2 separate regions of the Homo sapiens genome follow, and region 2 is linked to region 1. Evidence: chromatin loops called from intact Hi-C (ENCODE). Cell type or tissue: PC-9. All regions are shown on one strand. Links, peaks and the distances in the headings refer to the core of each region. The heading gives the core; the rest is flanking DNA.

Region 1 (9,091 bases), core at 339-8,338:
TATCACTAACATCAGGAAGGTAAGCAAGGAACCACACATAGAATTGACAATAAGTGTGACTTTGCCACCAAGAAGAATCACAAAGTTTTATTTTATTTTATTTTATTTTATTTTACTTTAAGTTCTGGGATACATGTGCAGAATGTGCAGGTTTGTTACATAGGTATACTTGTGCCATGGTGGTTTGCTGCACCCATCAACCCGTTATCTAGGTTTTAAGCCCCGCACGCATTAGGTATTTGTCCTAATGCTCTCCTTCCCCTCGCTCCCCACCCCCAAACAGGCCCCGGTGTGTGATGTTCCCCTCCCTGTGTCCATGTGTTCTCATTGTTCAACTCCCACTTATGAGTGAGAACATGTGGTGTTTAGTTTTCTGTTCCTGAGAATCATAGAGTTTTCATAGCCCAGTACAATAATCACAGATACATGACATAGAGTTGTGTGACATGTAGACCCCAATAGTCCGGTTAATGGGATGCTTTAGTTAAAAAGTACATAGATTACTGTATTATAAGTTTATGTTTTAGGATATTTTGATGATTACTTTTTAGAAATAGTTTCCTTTGTAACCTTTATTTTACTTAATGCATATGAAAGAATCATTCAGAGGAGGGGTCCATGGCTTCACCAAGATGAAACAGGTCATTGGCATGAAAAAGGTTAAAACGCTGTGCCCTGGAACCAGGAGTTTATGATCCAGGCCTGCAGCATGCTGTATGACCTTGGCCACATAACTTCATTGTGCCTCAGTTGCCTCAACTATAAAATGGGGATAATAAACCTGTGACATATGATGCTTGGGGGGTTAAATGTGACAAAAGTCTTAGCACTCTGTGTGCCATACAGTGAGGGCCCCAGCATGGGCATTGATGCACCGTCTTGATTCCTCCTGCCTTTCCCAGGTACAGGGAGCTTCCCCAGCCTGCCTGCATCTGAGAAGATTCCACCAGAGAAACAGAACCAATAGGAGACATATATTAAGAGTTGTGTTGCGGCCAGGCCTGGTGGCCCATGCCTGTAATCCCTTTGGGATTACACTTTGGGATTACAGCACTTTGGGAGGCCAAAGCGGGCCTATCACCTGAGTTCAGGAGTTCGAGACCAGCCTGACCAACGTGGAGAAACCCCGTCCCTACTAAAAATACAAAATTAGCCAGGCGTGGTGGCAGGCATCTGTAATCCCAGCTACTCGGGAGGCTGAGGCAGGAGAATCACTTGAACTTGGGAGGCGGAGGTTGCAGTGAGCTGAGATGGTGCCATTGCACTCCAGTCTGGGCAACAAGAGCAAAACTCCATCTCAAAAAAAAAAAAGAGAGAGATGTGTTGCAAGAAATCGGCTTACGTGACCGTGGGGGCTGGATCCATAGCGCAGGCTCTCAGGAGGGGCAGTCCAGAACTCTCAGGCTGATGCTGCAGGCCACAGGTGGGATTTCTTCTCAAGAAAGCCTCAGCTCTGCTCCTAAGGCCTTTCAACTGATTGACTCATGCCCACTCAGATTATTGAGGGCTATCTCCTTTATTTAAGGTTAACCGGCCCAGTGCAGTGGCTCACGCCTATAATCCCAGTATTTTGGCAGGAAGATTGCTTGAGGCCAGGAGTTTGAGACAGGACTGGACAACAGAGCAAGAGCCTCATCTCTACAAAACATAAAAAAATTAGCCCGGTGTGGTGGCACACTCCTATACTCCTAGCTACTCTGGAGGCCAAGCCGGGAGGATCACTTGAGCCCAAAAGTTCAAGGCTATACTCCTAGCTACTCTGGAGGCCAAGCGGGGAGGATCACTTGAGCCCAAAAGTTCAAGGCTGCAGTCAGCTATGATCAAGCCACTTATACTCCAGCCCAGAAAACAGAGTGAGACCCTGTCTCTAAAACAACAACAACAAAAAACCCCAACCAATTGTAGATATCAACTACATTGCTGTGGCTTGAATGTCTCCTCCAAAACTCAATCTGAAACTTAATCCCTAATTTAATAGTATTGGCAGGTGACAGGGCCTTTCAGAGGTAGTTGGGTCATGTGGGCATTCATGGATTAATGGGTTAATAGATTAATGGGTTATCATGGGAGTAGATTAGCTATCACAAGAGTGAGTCTGTTACAAAAATCCAGCTTGGCTCTCTCTTGTGAGCCCCTCCCCATACGATGCCCTGCACTGACCATTAGCAAGAAAGCCTTCATCAGATGGACCCCCTCAACCTTGGACATCTCAATCTTCAGAACTCTAAGAAATAAATTTCTTTTCTTTATAAATTGCCCAGTCTCTGGTATTCAGTTATAGCAACAGAAAATGGACTAAGATACACATCTACGAGATACCTCCACAGCAACTCCTAGATTAGTGTTGATGGAATAACTGGGGATTGTAGCCTAGCCAAGTCGACACCTAAGACCGGCCCTCATGTCACCCAAGGACAAGACAGCGAGGTCCTGAAGAGTTTCATGAAGAGGAGGGGAAGGAGAGAGTGGGGAGCTCAATGTGGACCCCTCAATTAATTTCCCAAGTGCTCAATGAGGCCTGCCCCACCTCTCATCCAGCTCCTTGGCCAGGCCCTGCCCCCACTCACCTCTCTTATGTGGGACACGTGAGCCCCTCCAGTGTGCCAGGAGCACATGGGTACAGGCACACATAGAGAATGCCGTGTCCACAGGAAACCCAGTGAGCCTGAAGGGCCTTGGCGTGCCATTTACAGGTCACTCACTTGGGCCAGGCCTCACTAGGGATGCCAGGGTGAACAAGACGTGGCCAGTGCTCTTGAAGGGCTCCCACCTGGTGGAGGTAGCAGACAAGTAAGGGGACAAAGGCCCCTCAGAAGTACACATCTGGTGGGCCGGGCGCGGTGGCTCACATCTGTAATCCCAGCACTTTGGGAGGCCGAAGCAGGCATCACTTGAGGTCAGGAGTTCGTGACCAGCCTGGCCAACAGGTGAAACCCAGTCTCTACTAAAAATACAAAAATTAGCCAGACGTGGTGGCGCGTGGCTGTAATCCCAGCTACTCGGGAAGCTGAGGCAGGAGAATCACTTGAACCCGGGAGGCGGAATTTGCAGTGAGCCGAGATCACGCCATTGCACTCCAGCCTGGACACAGAGCGAGACTCCATCTCAAAAAACTAAAAAAATAAATAATAAAAAGTACAAATTAGGTGTGGTTATCGCCTGGAGAGCCAGGAGCATCCTTGGGAGGGGACTTGGGGAGGGGTCCGCTGGGCTGCTCTAGCCCACTCTGGGCCAGAATCGTGATTCTAATTGCAGGTAGGCTTTACCCTATCAAAGCCCCCTGGGCTGGGGACTCTGTGAAGAAGCAAGATGTGCTTGAAACCTCCCTCTCTGCTGAAAAATCTAGACAAGCTCCTGACCGGCTGCATTGCTGCTTCAGCCCCTCCTCAGGGAAGCGGGAGGCCCTGGGTCTCTACGGGTGCTCTGTGAAAGACTGCAGAGGCTGGTGGGGCTGCATTCCTGTCTGTCTGCCTAGGACAGTGCCTACTGACTTCTGACTGCTGCCCCATGGTCCAGGGCTCCAGGTACACCACTGCAATGTCACTTTGTGCTTGGGGTTCCAACTAGACAAAAGCCCCACGTTGCACAGCCCTTGAGCCGTCCCGGGTAGCATGCCCCCTGGTGGCCGTGGGCAGTTATTACCGTTAATCCTTTCTTGCCCAGATGCCTCTAGCGTAGGCCACAGCAGCCGGCCGGGTTCGTTGTGTCTGGAAAGACCAGAGAAGGGTTCCCGGAGAAAGAGGCCGTCTGATCGGAGTTTTATGAACCAGAGGATAAAGAAAGGAAGGGATTTCTGGGCCTCAGAAAACCACATGCCAACGCATGGGGGTATTAAGGATAGGGGCTCTTGAACGCCCAGGCTGGTAAAATCTAGAACGGCAGAGGGAGGAGGGGTAATTTTTCTGGTTGGTAGAAATAAAGTGGGGATGAGGAAGAGCACGAAAGTCTGTCGGCAAACCTGAAAGTGGGAGCGAGCTTTTGTCAAATCCAGGGTCAACCTGAGCTCTCATTAATTGGGAAACTGGAGAGTCAGATCCTCTAAAGAAAGTGGAAATATTTGTTCTAAAGAACCCCTGCCAGGTCCCCGTTTACGTGACTCATAAAGAGGCCTTCAGGCAGAAAGGATCCCAGTGCACCAGTAACAGAAGGGCTCCAGGACCAGAGGGAATGGACAGGGAACCACCACCCACACCAAGCACAGGCCCATTGTCGGCATGAGGAGCCTCGCCCCTGCAGATCACCTCCCAGAGGGGAGCGGATCAGAGATTAAATTCCACACCTTTCTACAAAATCATAGCAGTTTGAAAGTGCCAAGGGGAGTAGGTGAGGAGGTTTCGAGGCATGTATGCAGCCGTTTGGAGACACCAGCCATGTCGCCTGAGTTTTCTGATGTAATCCTCATAACAACCATTCCAGATTTAAGTGATTAGTCCTGTTTTACAGATGGGGAAACTGAAGCTCAGAGAGGTTAAGCAACTTCCCCAAGGTCATACAGTAGCCAAGTAGCATAAGTGGTATTCGAACCCAGTTCTATTTGGAGCCTTCACAGGCTTTTTGCTGCATTCCACAAGAGTCTGTATATTCAGAAGCAAGTCTTCCACAGCCATCATAAGTCATCCTCACAGCCGGCTGGCAGGGAGGGAACATTGCCACTGTAGCTGGGATCATAGATATCGTGGTCTCCATTTGACGGATAAGACTGAGGTCTGGAAGAGAGTCAGTCAGTCTGTGTGATAAGCCTGAACCACCCTCTCCTTCAGTTCCTCCCCTAACCCAACATCCTCCGGGTCTGGAAGGACAGTGTCTTGAGCAACTTCTTGCAGCTATACTTCTCCAGCTAATAGTCTAGAAAACCGAGCCTGGTCCCGAGTCTCCTCCTCGGGGTACGAGCCGAGGGCACTGATGGGGGTCAGGAGGTGCTGGCTAAAAGACGGTGGTGCAGGTGCCCCTGGCTTTAAGCGCGCCCAGGTTATAAAAAGCTTGGTTCCCATGCTGGCCCTAATTCTCCATGCACTGAGTACCTTAGGTCCCTTCTCTGGGTCTGTTGCTCCCCTGTAAAACAAGGGGGTGGGAGAAATGACCTTCAAGCTCAAACACCATATGTCCACCTGGGTTGGTATAGCAGATTGCATTAGTTTGTTAGGACTGTTTTAACAAATGCCACAGACTGAGTGGCTTAAACAACAGACATTTATTCTCTCACAGCTCTGGAGGCTGGAAGTCTGAGATCAAGGCAGTGGCTGGCAGGGTTGTTTCTCCTGAGGCCTCTCTCCTTGTAGCCACCCCTCTTCTCCCTGTGTCTTCACATGGTTGTCCCTGTGTGTGTGTGTCTGTGTCCTAATCACCTCTTCTTATAAGGACACCAGTCACAGAGGATTACCGGCCACCCATAGGACTTCATTTTACCTTAATTATCTCTTTAAAGTCTCCATCTCCAAATTAGTCACATTCTGAGGTACTGGGAGTGAGGACTTAAACATACGAATTTGGAGGATAGGACACAATTCAGCCTATAACACAGATAGAAGACACTGCTCATTTTAAAAAAGAAGTAGCAGGCTGGGCGCAGTGGCCCATACCTGTAATCGCAGCACTTTGGGAGGCCGAGGCGGGAGGATCACCTGAGGTCAGGAGTTCGAGACCAGCCTGGCCAACATGGTGAAACCCCGCGTCTACTAAAAATACAAAAATTAGCCGAGCATGGTGGCATGCTCCTGTAATCCCAGCTACTCGGGAGGCTGAGGCAGGAGAATCACTTGAACCTGGGAGGTGGAGGTTGCAGTGAGCTGAGATCGCACTGCTGCACTCCAGCCTGGGTGACAGAGCAAGACTCCGTCTCAAAAAAAAAAAAAAAAAAAGAAGTAGCAGTCCCAGCCCTTTAACAGCGAACTTCTGATACATTTAAAACAGAATCTGATTCTCACTTTTTCTTCCAGGCCCACTTCAATGCCACTAATGAGGCCTATCTGTCTGCAATCTGATATTAGAGGCCAAAAATAATCTTTCTATTTGCCACTTACTGGGCACCAATGTCCTACCTGACACATGCTGGCTCAGGTGGGGGAGGAGGTACGGTCCCTGGCCCTAGGAACGCTCCATCTTAGAAAGAGACAGAATGTGCTGGGGTCAGAGTAAAAAGTGCATGGGCTTCAGCAGCAGATCCCAGCATGGCTACCACCAGCTGGGGGACCTTGGGCAAGAGCCCCCTGTGAGCCTCAGTTTTCTCACCTGGTCAATGGGACTCACACTACTGCGGCACACATTGTGCGCCCACATTGTCTCGGTGCACAGGGGCCACCCTTCAAACTGCCAGGGTCTGCACCTCTGTGCCCAAGGTGCAGAAAGGGCTGGCTGCCAGAACCCACTCTGCATTTTGCCTCTTTGCACCCGAGGCTGGAAGAGCCCTGGAATCACTGACTCGCTGGAGCATCCATTCACCAGTGGCCATGGGAGCTGATGCATAAATATTCCAGCGCTCTGGTCCTTCGAGAGGGACACTCTGTGACATGCGTTGCTCACCTGTGACATGCCCCTCCCAGCGTCTCCTGACCTCCCCTCCCAAATGCACTACTTGCACTTGCTCTCATTCCCATTCTGCTTGCTCACAGGCTGGATCACACAAGACCACACATGCGTGTACACTCGTGCCTGCCCATGGCAAGTATTCAAAAACTGCTTGCTATTTTGTGGGTGGTGGTGAAGGGAATAGTATATTTATAATACTTCAGGCCAGGAATATACATCTCCTCTGTTTTCTGACCCTTCCAGGAGTAGGGTGGATTCCACCCGCTTTTTTGTAAGCCCTCAGAAGTGCTCCAGGCTCTCTGCACACCCCCAGATCTCCCCTGAGCTTCAGCCCTCACCCAGCTCCCCAGTCAATTTGGCCCCTGTGACGATGTTGGTGGGGGGGGCGGGGGCAGGGGAAACAGCTGGCCCTGGCTCCTGACAGGCACTCTGTTCCCATCTCAGCTGCCTGGCCCTGCCTGTGGCATCCTCAGAGACCCAGTGGTGAGTACTTCCTTGGCCCTTTAGGCCCCTTTCCCCAATCCAGTAGTGAGACACGGGGAGGGGCTGGCAGAGACACAAGTCTGCCACCCTTTCCTGGACAGCCTTCTCCTCTCTGGCAGCAGGAAACCACCCCCTACTCCCACTCCAGACCTACGCTCACACTCCCCGTCAACCCCAAGTGCCACTCCAGTCTGGGGTCCCTCCCTGAGCTTTCATAAGCATTGCAAATGCCCAATTCCTTCATTGGCTGGGGAGGGCAAAGCCTAAATGGGCAGTGGGCTATAGATGGTGGCCTTCCAGGCACTGGCAGCAGGACACTTCAGGGCATCATTCAAATGCAGAGGGGAGAGCATTCTGCCCAAGGGCAGGCCTATTTGGGGTGGGCAGGGCAGACTTACAATGGAGACTACCATACTTACGTGGCTCTCTGCAGGCCACGTGACCCCTTCCCTCTGCTCCATGTGCCCAGGATTCAAACTCAGGCTAGTCTGATTCCCAAAACTGTGGGCCTCAGTTTTGGGAAAACTGAGAAAATTGGGCCTCAGAATAGGGATAGGGATGGAGATGGAGATGGAAGAAAATAAACCAGGCCCTCTGCCTGATCCCCTCCCTACTTTGGCTCTGGGGTTGGGAGATGCTGCAGAGGCTTCATCCACTCTCTGCCCCGACCCCCTAACTCCCTCTCCTGCTCTGTCCACTGGGCTGGACCCTGTCTGCTGGGCCTATCAGGGCTCCCCGTGTGTCCTCCACCAGCCAGCAATGGCCAGAGAGCCCAGCTGGCCCCAGCCTATCCCCTGCCCACCCTGGGCCCTGCTCAGAGGACAAGGCTGAACTGATTCTGTCAGGAAGGGTTAGTCTTGTCTCAGGCCTGGCTGAATGCAAAAGGACGAGACAAATGCATGTGGACAGCCTCGATCCGGAGTGCTCTGTCAAACATGCTGGCCACCTCTCCGGGAAGATCACTCAGACTCCTTGCATCCCATCTTGGGAAGGCTGGCCTGAGGCTCCAGAGAGATGTTGGGAGATGCCAGGTGCCTGCAAGCCAAGGGCCCTCCGGGGAAGGGTGTCAGGACCCGCTGCTTCTTGCCTCTTGCAGAGAGGGCAACAGCTGGCTCCTTCTCCTGCCCCAGGTGAAGACTGATCAGATACTGATTCCAGGATGAATCCAGCAACATTAGGCCCTGCCTGGTCCCATGGTAGCATCTGGCTGGGCTTTTGGCCTATAGTCGAGTAGATAGAGGGAGGGCTGATAACTAAGTGACTACAACAGGACCTCCCTGTGTAAGGGTTCTAGCTTATTTCCACACTCTTCTGGCACAGACAGGTTGGCAGGGCAGCTGGTAGCAGGCACAGCAGATGGAATGTCAGGAATGAAATCCACAAGACTCCAAGCCCCTCCCAGGGTGAGCTTGCCACAGGCCACACCAGGAAGCTGAGCTCCTCACCCAAAGCCTGCCAGTGCCTACGTGGCAGTCATTCCCTTGTCAACAGACTTCCCACTGGCTTCTCTTGCTCCATTATTAAAAGCAAGAACCAAAAACTTCACTGAGGGGATAGAATCCCACTAATAAGCATGTCCACGCTTTGGGTCATCTTAGGGGCACAGAAAATCTGAGTATCCCCCATAGCATCAGGCAGAGCAGATTTCTTGTCAATTAGCTCAGTTGGTTGGAGGCTGCAGCCATGAACATGCTGGCCTCAGGGCCCTCACAACACAGGTGGGTTAGGGAATGAATGAAAGTTCAGCTATTATTCCTGCCAGAGACTCCAGGCCCAACCTGGCCTCTAATGAGCTATGTGACTTTGGGCAGGCAGAAAAGTGTCTCTGCTATGGTTTGAAGGCATCCCCCAAAGGCCTCCAATGCAACAGTGTTGAGAAGGGGGACCTTTAAGAGGTACGTGGGTCACGAGGGCTCTGCCCTCACGAATGGATTTGTCCTCATCGCAGGAGCGGGCTCATTATCATGAGAGTGGGTTGGTTATAAAATTGAATGTGGCCCCATTCCTTCTCTCCCTTTCCCCCATGTAAGGCCCCACCAGACATGGCCCTCCAGTGGTGGAGTTCCCAACCTCCAGAACCACG
Region 2 (9,091 bases), core at 311-8,310, 80 kb after region 1:
GCCCGCGGTTCTGGGCCTGGGCACCTGAGGCTGTTCTGCCTTCAGCCCCAAACAGCAGGGACTCCTGGGTGGCTCAGGCTTGATGTGTGGCTTCTGCTGCCAGCCCATGGGCACCTCACCACAGGGTCCCCACATGGCCACTCACCACCCCAACTGCCCACTAGGCCCTTGGGTCAAGGGAGCACATTAGTCTAGGCACAAGAAACTCCTCCAAGATTTCCTTACAGCCCTGAGTCTGCAGATTAGGAGGCAAAGGTGTATGCCAGCTGTAGAGAAAACCTTTGAGACCATGTTTACAGACAGTATTATTACCAACAATAACCGATATTTGTACAGGGCATTTGGATTTGCTTGTGTATTTCCCTGGAAATACACATTTCAACATCAAACTCAAAGATCAAGATCAAAGAAATGTTTAACCTGCACACTGTTCTCCTGTTACCTTCACCCCGTTCTCCTATTACCTTCACCCCAAGCTACATCTGCACATGGCTGGCACAGGATGGTCTGAAACTCTCATCTGACCATGTCACTGCTGAAAAGATCCAGTGACCCCAGTGTCCTTGGGATAATGGTAGAACCCTCACTATGCAGCTAGACTCCCTCCGCAGCCTCATCTCCCCTTCTCCTGTGACGTGTCAACACTTGGGTCCCATACTGTCCTCTAAATGGGCAGAGCTCATTCCTCTCGGCTTGGAACGCCCACCCCAGGACACCTTGACAGCTTGCAAACTCCTATTCCTCCTTCAAAACCCTACCTCTGTTAAGCTCCCCCAGACTATCCCCTTACTTCCCCATACCTGCCTCTGTAATCTGTTGCATTTTGTAAATACTTTTTTATTATTTTTCTTACACACTACTTCATACCCGACTCAGAGGTCCATGACTGGGTCTTCTACACCTTGGGGTCCATGGTTCCTAACACAGGTTCACAGTGCATGCTCACTGAGTGACTGATTTTTAAATTGGCCACCACAGAGCCAATATCAGGCATCTTAAGAGGAGTGCACGTAGAGCTTGGAGCAAGAACTAGTCTAACTGCCTTGCTGCCACTAAGAACAACAGCCATTTATTACATTAAGTGCCCACTGTGTGCCTGTTCCATGCTACTCATTCCACAAACGTAATGCTTTTAGTCCTGCAGTAACACAGCAAGATACAATGATGCTATGAGCCAGGAAAGGGACTGCCCAGGGTCTCATGACTGCCCACCAGTGGCAGAGTCAGCGTCAGAATCCAGGCCTATGGTCTCTATGCCCCAAGGTTGCCCTTCCACACCCTGCCACCCCCTCCTCCTCTGAGTCTGGCAGGCAGTGAGTTGGTACCACTCTCTTCCCATCCATCACCCACTATGAAGACATGGAGAGGGGCTAATGCTGCAGCCTCACTGGTCCTTCAGCGTCTGACCTGCAACCTAGAGGGAAATCCCACACCTGAATGCTGTCTTTCCATCTCTTGTTGATGAACACTCTCCTTGGCCTTCTCAAGGAGAAGGTGGTGAACTTGATCATCTCTAAACATAGAGACTTACTTACTAGGGGAGCTGTTACATCTGCGTTCCAGTTAGCCATGTGTGCCACTGGTCACCAGGGAGCTCTGAGCACAACACTGTGGTTTAATAGGCTGGCTGAGAATCTCATGGACTCCTAAGGCTGGCTTAGGTTCTGTCCTCATGCGGGTCTTTGCCATCCACTGCTCCCTAGCCCACCTCATCCCTCCCTTCCCAGCGTCACTGCAGACTGGAAATGTTAGAGGAAAAAAACAAGGCATTTTACAAGCCAATGTGGTATACGTGTGTGTAATCATCCAAACTCTGACTTGTGACATTAACTGCCTGATCTTCCCGAGGCGCAGAGAGGAATGACTAATGAAGCAGAGTTAAAGAACAAACAACTTCCAGCGAGGAGATGACTTACTCAATTCATGCTGTGAGGTGTGAGTAAGACTTCTCTGGGCAGAGGTACGGAGGAGACCTCTCTGCCCTCTGCACGCCTTTCCAGCTAATGGTGACTTCAACCACAGCAGGCACATAAGCAAAATCAAGAGAATTTCAGACATGACCTCATCCAAACCTCCTAGGTAGAGAAACTGAGGCCCAGAGACAGTCTTGCCAGAGTCACATGCCACTGGTGGTCAGGACAAGAGGCTGGGTCCCTAGACTCCTGGTCCCTTAGTGGCTTAAAGTCACCAAAGTGAGCCAGGCCTGCCCTAAAATAGAACAGAGCCAATCATTTTTCACAGATTGCAGGAAAAGCACTCAATGGATGGCATTTTCTCTGTTTCTTTAAACTTTCTCTTATAAGCTGTACAACCATTTTGCTCAGCCCAGTGGATTCACTTTTAATATTTTATGTGGTAACTGAGCTCGTGTTTTTTTTTTTCTGCTGAAATTGTTTCTCAAAAAACCTGTATGAGTCATTCTGTTTTGAGAGGCTGCCTATTAAAGTGTAGTCACATCTTCTAATGGAAATACTGTTCCTTGTTCTGCTGACATTATAGAATAAAAGTACCAGCATTTCACAGTGTTTCACAGAGAACACCTTGACTTCCAGGAACTCTGCTACCCGGTCTAGTTGCACCTTGATAAAAGTTCTTCCTCATGAGGGCACTATGCGAGTGAGTGTTGGCTGGGCTAGGAGGGGGCTCAGTGGCAAGGTGGGGAGAGAAGGGTCAGAAATCTCCAGGTTCATAGGGGCTCCCCAATTTATATGTCCTGGAACTTGGTGGGGGGGCCCAGATCTCTGTGAGGGCAGGGTAAGGGCAGGTATCTTTATTTTCTGTAGCCCAGGGCCTGGCACACAGTAGGTGCTTCGTAAGTGGTCACTGAACTGCTTGGTGAATGGCCGTCAGTCTCTCTTGCCTGGCAAAGTTGAGCCAAGGCTGTGTGCCTCAGGCAGAAGTAGAGAACTGGGTAGGAAGAGGGGAGGCTGAGAGCTTTGGGTCGGGGAGTGTTGGGGGCTCAGTGTCTGTATGTGTCTTTGTATGTCCTGAGTGTGAGCCAGTGATGGGGGCAGTGTGGGGCTCCAGGAAGACAGAGGGCTCAGGGTGAGACAGGCTGGGAAGGGAAGCAGCCAGTAAGGTGTGAGCTCATTGGCTGAGGGGATTCAGAGCTAGGAGAGCTCCTCTCTCCTGTCCTGGGATTCTGGGGCCGGAAAACCGTGAGACGGAGCCATGCTTAAGGGCTGTATTTCTGGTTGACTCCTTACTCTGCTGATGTGACTGTTCTGATTGGCTGCCCCGGGGCAGATATGTGAAAGCCCCAGGAGCCCCGGTCATTGGCACCAGGCTGAGTGGGTCCTGATCCCAGCTCTGCATCTGTTAGCTACATGTGACCTTGGGAAAGTGATTTGATCTTTGTGCCTCATTTCCTCCATCTCTAAAATGGGCTAATAGTGATCTCTACTTTGTGGGGTGGTTTTGAGGATTCGATGAGTTAATGCCTGAGAAACGCTTATCACAGAGCCAGGTAGCGTCAGGTGCAGTGTGAGCGCCCGCCGTCTTGTCTTTCTTGTGTCCTTCATCATTGCCCTCCCGGGGCACCAGCCTTTGCCACAGTGTTCATGGTTTTCCTTCCATCCATGTCAGGTCTTGGCCAACAAGAGCCACCTCTGGGTGGAGGAGGAGGTCTGGCGGATGGAGATCTACCTCTCCCTGGGAGTGCTGGCCCTCGGCACGTTGTCCCTGCTGGCCGTGACCTCACTGCCGTCCATTGCAAACTCGCTCAACTGGAGGGAGTTCAGCTTCGTTCAGGTAAAGTAGTCTCTAGTCTGCCAGCCAGCTTCAGCGTGGCCCTGGCCCACCTCTCATGAGTAAGTGCTCTGCCTTTGAGAACTGCCTGGGCTCTGATCATCTGCACAGCAGGACCACTCGGTGAGATGCCAGGCCTTCCTGACCCAGAGGGCCCATCCAAGCCTCTTGATAGGGGCTGCCTGCTACAAGCTTAACCTCCCAACACATGAGGAAGCCAGACACAGGCATGTGAAAAAATTACAGACCAGGACACTGAGCCCTGGGTCCACCATTCTCAAGCTTCTAGAATTCTTGAGCTTTCCAAACAAAATTGAATGACATGAAGTCATTGGACATTTTGCTGGTCTAGGTAGGAGTCATCATCTACCTAGACATCCATCTAGGTAGGAGTCTAGGGAGTGAGCGAGCCTAGCCCACCACCCTCCACCCCTCATCTCAACCTGGCTCTGTTGTTCCCCTTAACCCCTTGATTCATGCAGCGTGGATGAGACACAAGCATTAGGACCCCAGTTTATAGGGGATGCGACACAGCTTTTTCCCAAGGATGCCATTCCTATGAAAAAATCCAGAAAAAGGAGGTCTGTCATCAGATGAATTTGAGAAAAGATTTACTTCCCCCTAAGAGATCACAATGCACTTTGGCACATCAAAGATTCGAATAACATCTACAACAAACAAACCTTTGTTAATCAGACTTATTGGAGTGTTAGCACCCTCCCCCTCCTTTTTTCCAAATAACAGCTATCAGCACTCCACAAGCTGGGCGCTGTGGCATGTGGCTGGGATCCCAGCTACTAACAGAGGCTGAGGTGGGAGAATCACTTGAGCTTGAGCGATTCTTCCAGGAGTTAGAAGTTCAAGTGTCCAGCCTGGACATCATAGCAAGACCTTGCCTCTTAAAAAAAAAAAAATACTCCACAGAACATACTCTGGGAAATGCTGCTAGTGGCAAAAGTTTCTTTTTGCATTTGTTCATTCAACAAACATTTATTGAGCACTTACTGCAGGCCAGGCATCCTGCTAGGCCTGTGATGCAATAGAGAACAAGACAGGCAGAGCCATCTTTCCATGATAAAGGAAACGGAGGCAGGGACATTGTTTACATTTCTTTGGCATCTCCCACTGTTCTCCACACAGAATCTGCGGTCAGTGTTGGCGGATTAACTCCTCCCCTCCCATGAGTGGGAGCTGACTAATGCTGTATCCTGCCATTGTAACAGGGCAGAGAACAGCCATCCTATCCACCCCCACTATCAACAGAAATCTGTGCAGGGAGGACGTGGTACAGGACTCAGGGACAGTGACAGCGTAATGCTCTTACGTAATCCAAATTAATTGCTCCTGACCAGGGATGCTTCACATCCATTGGAACAACACAGAGTTGTAGCCGTGTGTTTTTTAAAGTGTGTCTGCCTCTGAATCTCCCTGGCTCTGCTCATCTCAGAAGGTCCCTGGAGGAGGGCTCATGGCTGACACATGTTAGCATACGAGAAGGGGAAGAATTTTATTTATCTGCCACTAATCCCCATGTGTCTCATACCCAAATCTAGGATTTTCCTCTTCCCACCTGGAGTATCCGGCGTGCATGGTTTATCCACAATTAAAGCAGACTGCAGGCTGCTCCCCTCACCAGAAAGCCGCTCCCTTAAGCAGCCATAGATTACATGCCCTGGCTCTGCCTGCCAGAGAAAGCCGGTGGATTTGATTTTGTTAGCAAGAGCTGACTGAGACCCTAGCAGCTGCATTCTACTTTACATATTAAAGAGTGGAAATACAAATAGGACAGTCCTTTTGCCACTGCAAGAGCAGGGGGGGTTAGGTGGGTAGAAAGGCAGGATTTTACTTGTGGAAATCAGTGCCTGCCTTCCATCCACAAAAACCAGATGTCAATATGGAGGAGGCACATGTCAGCGGCGCCTGGGAAGCCTGAGTTCCAGCTTTCCCTCCCCACAACCCTGCTCTGTAACTGTGGGCAGAGCATGTCTGCTCCAAGAGCCTCAGTTTACACCCCTGAAAAATGGAGTTAATGCCTTACAGGGATTTTATGAGCCACAGTAAGAGATTATGTGTGAAAGAAAAATAAAAAGCATTTTGCTATTATTCTTAGGGTATCTGGCCACATTTCCATTATCTCTGACTAAGGTACCAACCACCGATTTCTGAGTTCAGTAGGAGACAGTGAGACAGAGGCCAAGGAACCCCAACCCTGGGCCTAAAAGTGGTCCAGTCAGTGTTTGCAAACTGGCGGACACTCACTAGTGGGTCATGCAATTGATTCCATGGATCACAAGCAGCATTTTAAAAATGAAATAAAATAGAATGACAAAGAAAACAGTGGAGTGTTTTGCATGGTGTCGGGATACTTTTTCAGTTATATGGAATTGCTAGTTTTATTTGCAAATGTAGCATACCTCGTTGTCTACCGGACAGCAGAGTAAAACATGGTTCTTACTGTGAGTCCCTGTCAAATAGGCTGAAGCCAGAGCCCTCTTGGAGAAACAGAGATAACCCAGGCCTGCCTCCCATCCGTGGACTCAGATGCTGAGGGATGGCTCTGGCAATCTATTTTTGCAGCTCCCTAAGTGACTGATAGGTGCGCATGCCGCAGTGTGTGGCAACTTCCAGTGCAGGAAACACAGGCAGTGGAACCCGAAGACCTGAATCTCAGTCCCAAGACCCCCACTTACCTGCCCCGCATCATCAGACAAGTTTCCTAGGCCCTCGGAGCTTCTGCTGCTCACTTGTGCCTGTGTCCACCCCATATGGTCATCAAGAGGATTTGAGCTGGACACGTTAAATGCAGGATGCGTGCAGCCAACAGTGGCATGCTGGCTTTTGAGGTAAGCTGCAACCTTCTCCTTTAAAGTTAGCGTGGCTAGTGAGAAGTTACCTGAGCCCCATCACCCTCCCCTACACACATGTCCACAGCAGACACCAGGCTATGGGGACAGCCATGGTTCTTGAGGGGCCTTGGCTGACCCCTAGATCTGTAATGCTTTTGTTACCGGAAAAGGGTCCCGATCCAGACCCCAAGAGAGGGTTATTGGACCTCACGCGAGAAAGAATTCAGGACCTGTCCATAGAGTAAAGTGAAAGCAAGTTTATTAAGAAAGCAAAGGAATAAAAGAATGGCTACTCCATAGTCAGAGCAGCGGCATGGCTGCTCAGCTGCTTATACTTATTGTTACTTCTTGATTATATGCTGAACGAGGGGTGGATTATTCATGAGTTTTCCAGGAAAGGGATGGCAATTCCCAGAACTAAGGGTTCCTTACCTTTTTAGACCATATAGGGTAACTTCCTGACATTGCCATGGCATTTGTAAACTGACATGGCGCTAGTGGGAGTGTTTTTTAACATGCGAATGCATTATAATTAGTGTATAATGAGCAACGAGGTCACTCTCGTTGCCATGTTGGTTTTGGTGCTTTTGGCTGGCTTCTTTACTGCAAGCTGTTTTATCAGCAAGGTATTTATGACCTGTATCCTGAGCCGACCTCCTATGTCATCCCGTGACTAGCAACGTTTAACCTCCTGGGAATGCAGCCCAGTAGGTCTCAGCCTCATTTTACCCAGCCCCCCATTCAGGTGAAGTCTCTCTGGTTTGAACACCTCAGACACTTCGTTTAGCTAAAAACCATTGAAACAGTGTATTGATTCCACAAAGAGGTGACTTGTGCTTGCATTTATCCTTTTGTTCCCAAATCTGTTTTCAAAGTTTTACATGTTGTTTTGTGTTCCTTTGGGTATTTTTTTTTTTTTTTTTTTTTTTTTTTTGAGACGGAGTCTCACTCCGTCACCCAGGCTGGAGTGCAGTGGCACAATCTCGGCTCACTGCAACCTCTGCCTCCCGGGTTCATGCCATTCTCCTGCCTCAGCCTCCCAAGTAGCTGGGACTACAGGCGCCCGGCACCACACCTGGCTAATTTTTTTTTTTTTTTTTTTTTGTATTTTTAGTAGAGATGGGGTTTCACCGTGTTAGGCAGGATGGTCTCAATCTCCTGACCTCATGATCCGCCTGCCTCGGCCTTCCAAAGTGCTGGGATTATAGGCGTGAGCCACCGCACCCAGCCTTCCTTTGGTATTTTTTTGTTATTGTTTTGGTTTGGTTTGGGTTGTGCTAAGTGTTTCAATTCAGCCAGTTTTAACTGGCTGTTAGATATTAGACTGCAAAATACTCCAGTCAGAGCAGCTCACCTGCGCAGAAAAATGAGGGTTCAGCTTTTAGAACCTAAGTTCTTTCCCAGAGTTAGAGGAACTGCCTGTGACCTTGCCCACTCCAGCCACCTGCCTGAAATAATGACAAGACCAGCCTGACCCCAGCTTCATGAGCAATTGTCCAAAGCCCCTTTGTGCCGTAGTAATTGAGCACCAGCAGGAGCTACAACGACCTGGCTGTTTCTTTTTTGCTAACAAGCTTACGTATAATAAAAATGGCTCTAGCTTGGGGATCTTATTAATCGCCTCATGACAATCCCTCTCCTTTTGGGCTTCTTTGGGTTCTGGGATTTTTAAATTGTTCCCAAGGAGAGTTTTTGGGAAACAAACTCCCTGGAATCATGCAGGCTTCCCACTGGGACAGGAAAGTCAAAGGCCCTTTGTTATTGGCTGGCCTTTGGCTGTCAGCCCTTGCTATGAACCACTGGCCTGAGGCTGGAACTTCCTGCTGTCTGCACCATGGGATTTTGAATGGCACAAGAATGAGGCTATATGAACAGGAGGAGCTGACTGCCACTGGTGGGCCTGGGAGCAGCGTCTCCACACTGTCCCTGTGCAGAGCCCAGAGTGCCCAGCAAAATTCATCACTCTCCAGATCAGGGGCTGGGGACAGTGGCCCACACAGACCAAACACTGGAGCTACAGGGCATGTCACCCGAGGGAGATGCAAAGACCTCACTGGGGCTACTAAGGCTGGCTTTCCAGGCCTGGATGGGCTCCCATTGCTGCACCTCCTGGGAAAGCCCACGACACAGAGGTGGGCGCCAAAAGGCTCTCAGTGGGGCTTTGTCTAAGGAACAGATAGGTCCAGGTCTTCCTCAGGCAAGTGACCTGAGCAGAGGGGCCCGTGTGGACTTTTCACCCTGAAGCTAGAAGGGTGTGGTGACGACAGTCTCCTAAATGAGTGGCTTTAGTCCTAGCTGCCCATCAGCCTCATCCGCCGAACCTTAAAAAACAACAGATGCCCCGCCCCAAACCAACTTAATCTGAATTTCTGGAAGTGGGGTTTGGGCACTAGTATTTTACCCAAGCTCCCCGGGTGATTCTAATGTGTAGCAAGGTTTGAAAACCACAGTCTAAAAGCCACAGACTGTTAAACTCTTGGGGATAAAGGGCATCACCC

Evidence for each region. Hi-C counts contacts between places; a loop is a spot of excess contacts. Peaks named below come from ENCODE experiments on the same cell type or tissue, not always from the same donor. Only the 100,000 strongest peaks of a DNase experiment are listed, where the experiment ranks them.
Region 2: it touches region 1 in a loop (8-fold over the local background); 2 of 110 quality-filtered maps call a loop at or near these places.

Annotation. Positions count from the first base shown.
Region 1 is chr2:119,171,024-119,180,114 of GRCh38, forward strand. It overlaps LOC107985941 (a long non-coding RNA gene), which reads right to left. Exons shown (of 3, transcript XR_001739665.2): 3 at 78-4,706. Among named protein-coding and RNA genes, the nearest start is that of C1QL2, 17 kb to the left of the region's middle. In PC-9, for the core only: CTCF peaks have their summits at 3,643 (motif pointing left) and 3,842; a DNase peak (open chromatin) is centred at 4,210.
Region 2 is chr2:119,251,099-119,260,189 of GRCh38, forward strand. STEAP3 (STEAP3 metalloreductase) reads left to right here. Exons shown (of 6, transcript NM_182915.3): 5 at 3,586-3,750. Among named protein-coding and RNA genes, the nearest start is that of STEAP3-AS1, 6.6 kb to the left of the region's middle. RefSeq lists enhancers at 3,313-4,256, 4,582-5,448, 8,318-9,091. In PC-9, for the core only: no CTCF peak of the experiment used is centred there; DNase peaks (open chromatin) are centred at 1,893, 2,403 and 4,933; H3K4me3 peaks cover 311 bases; H3K27ac peaks cover 3,201 bases.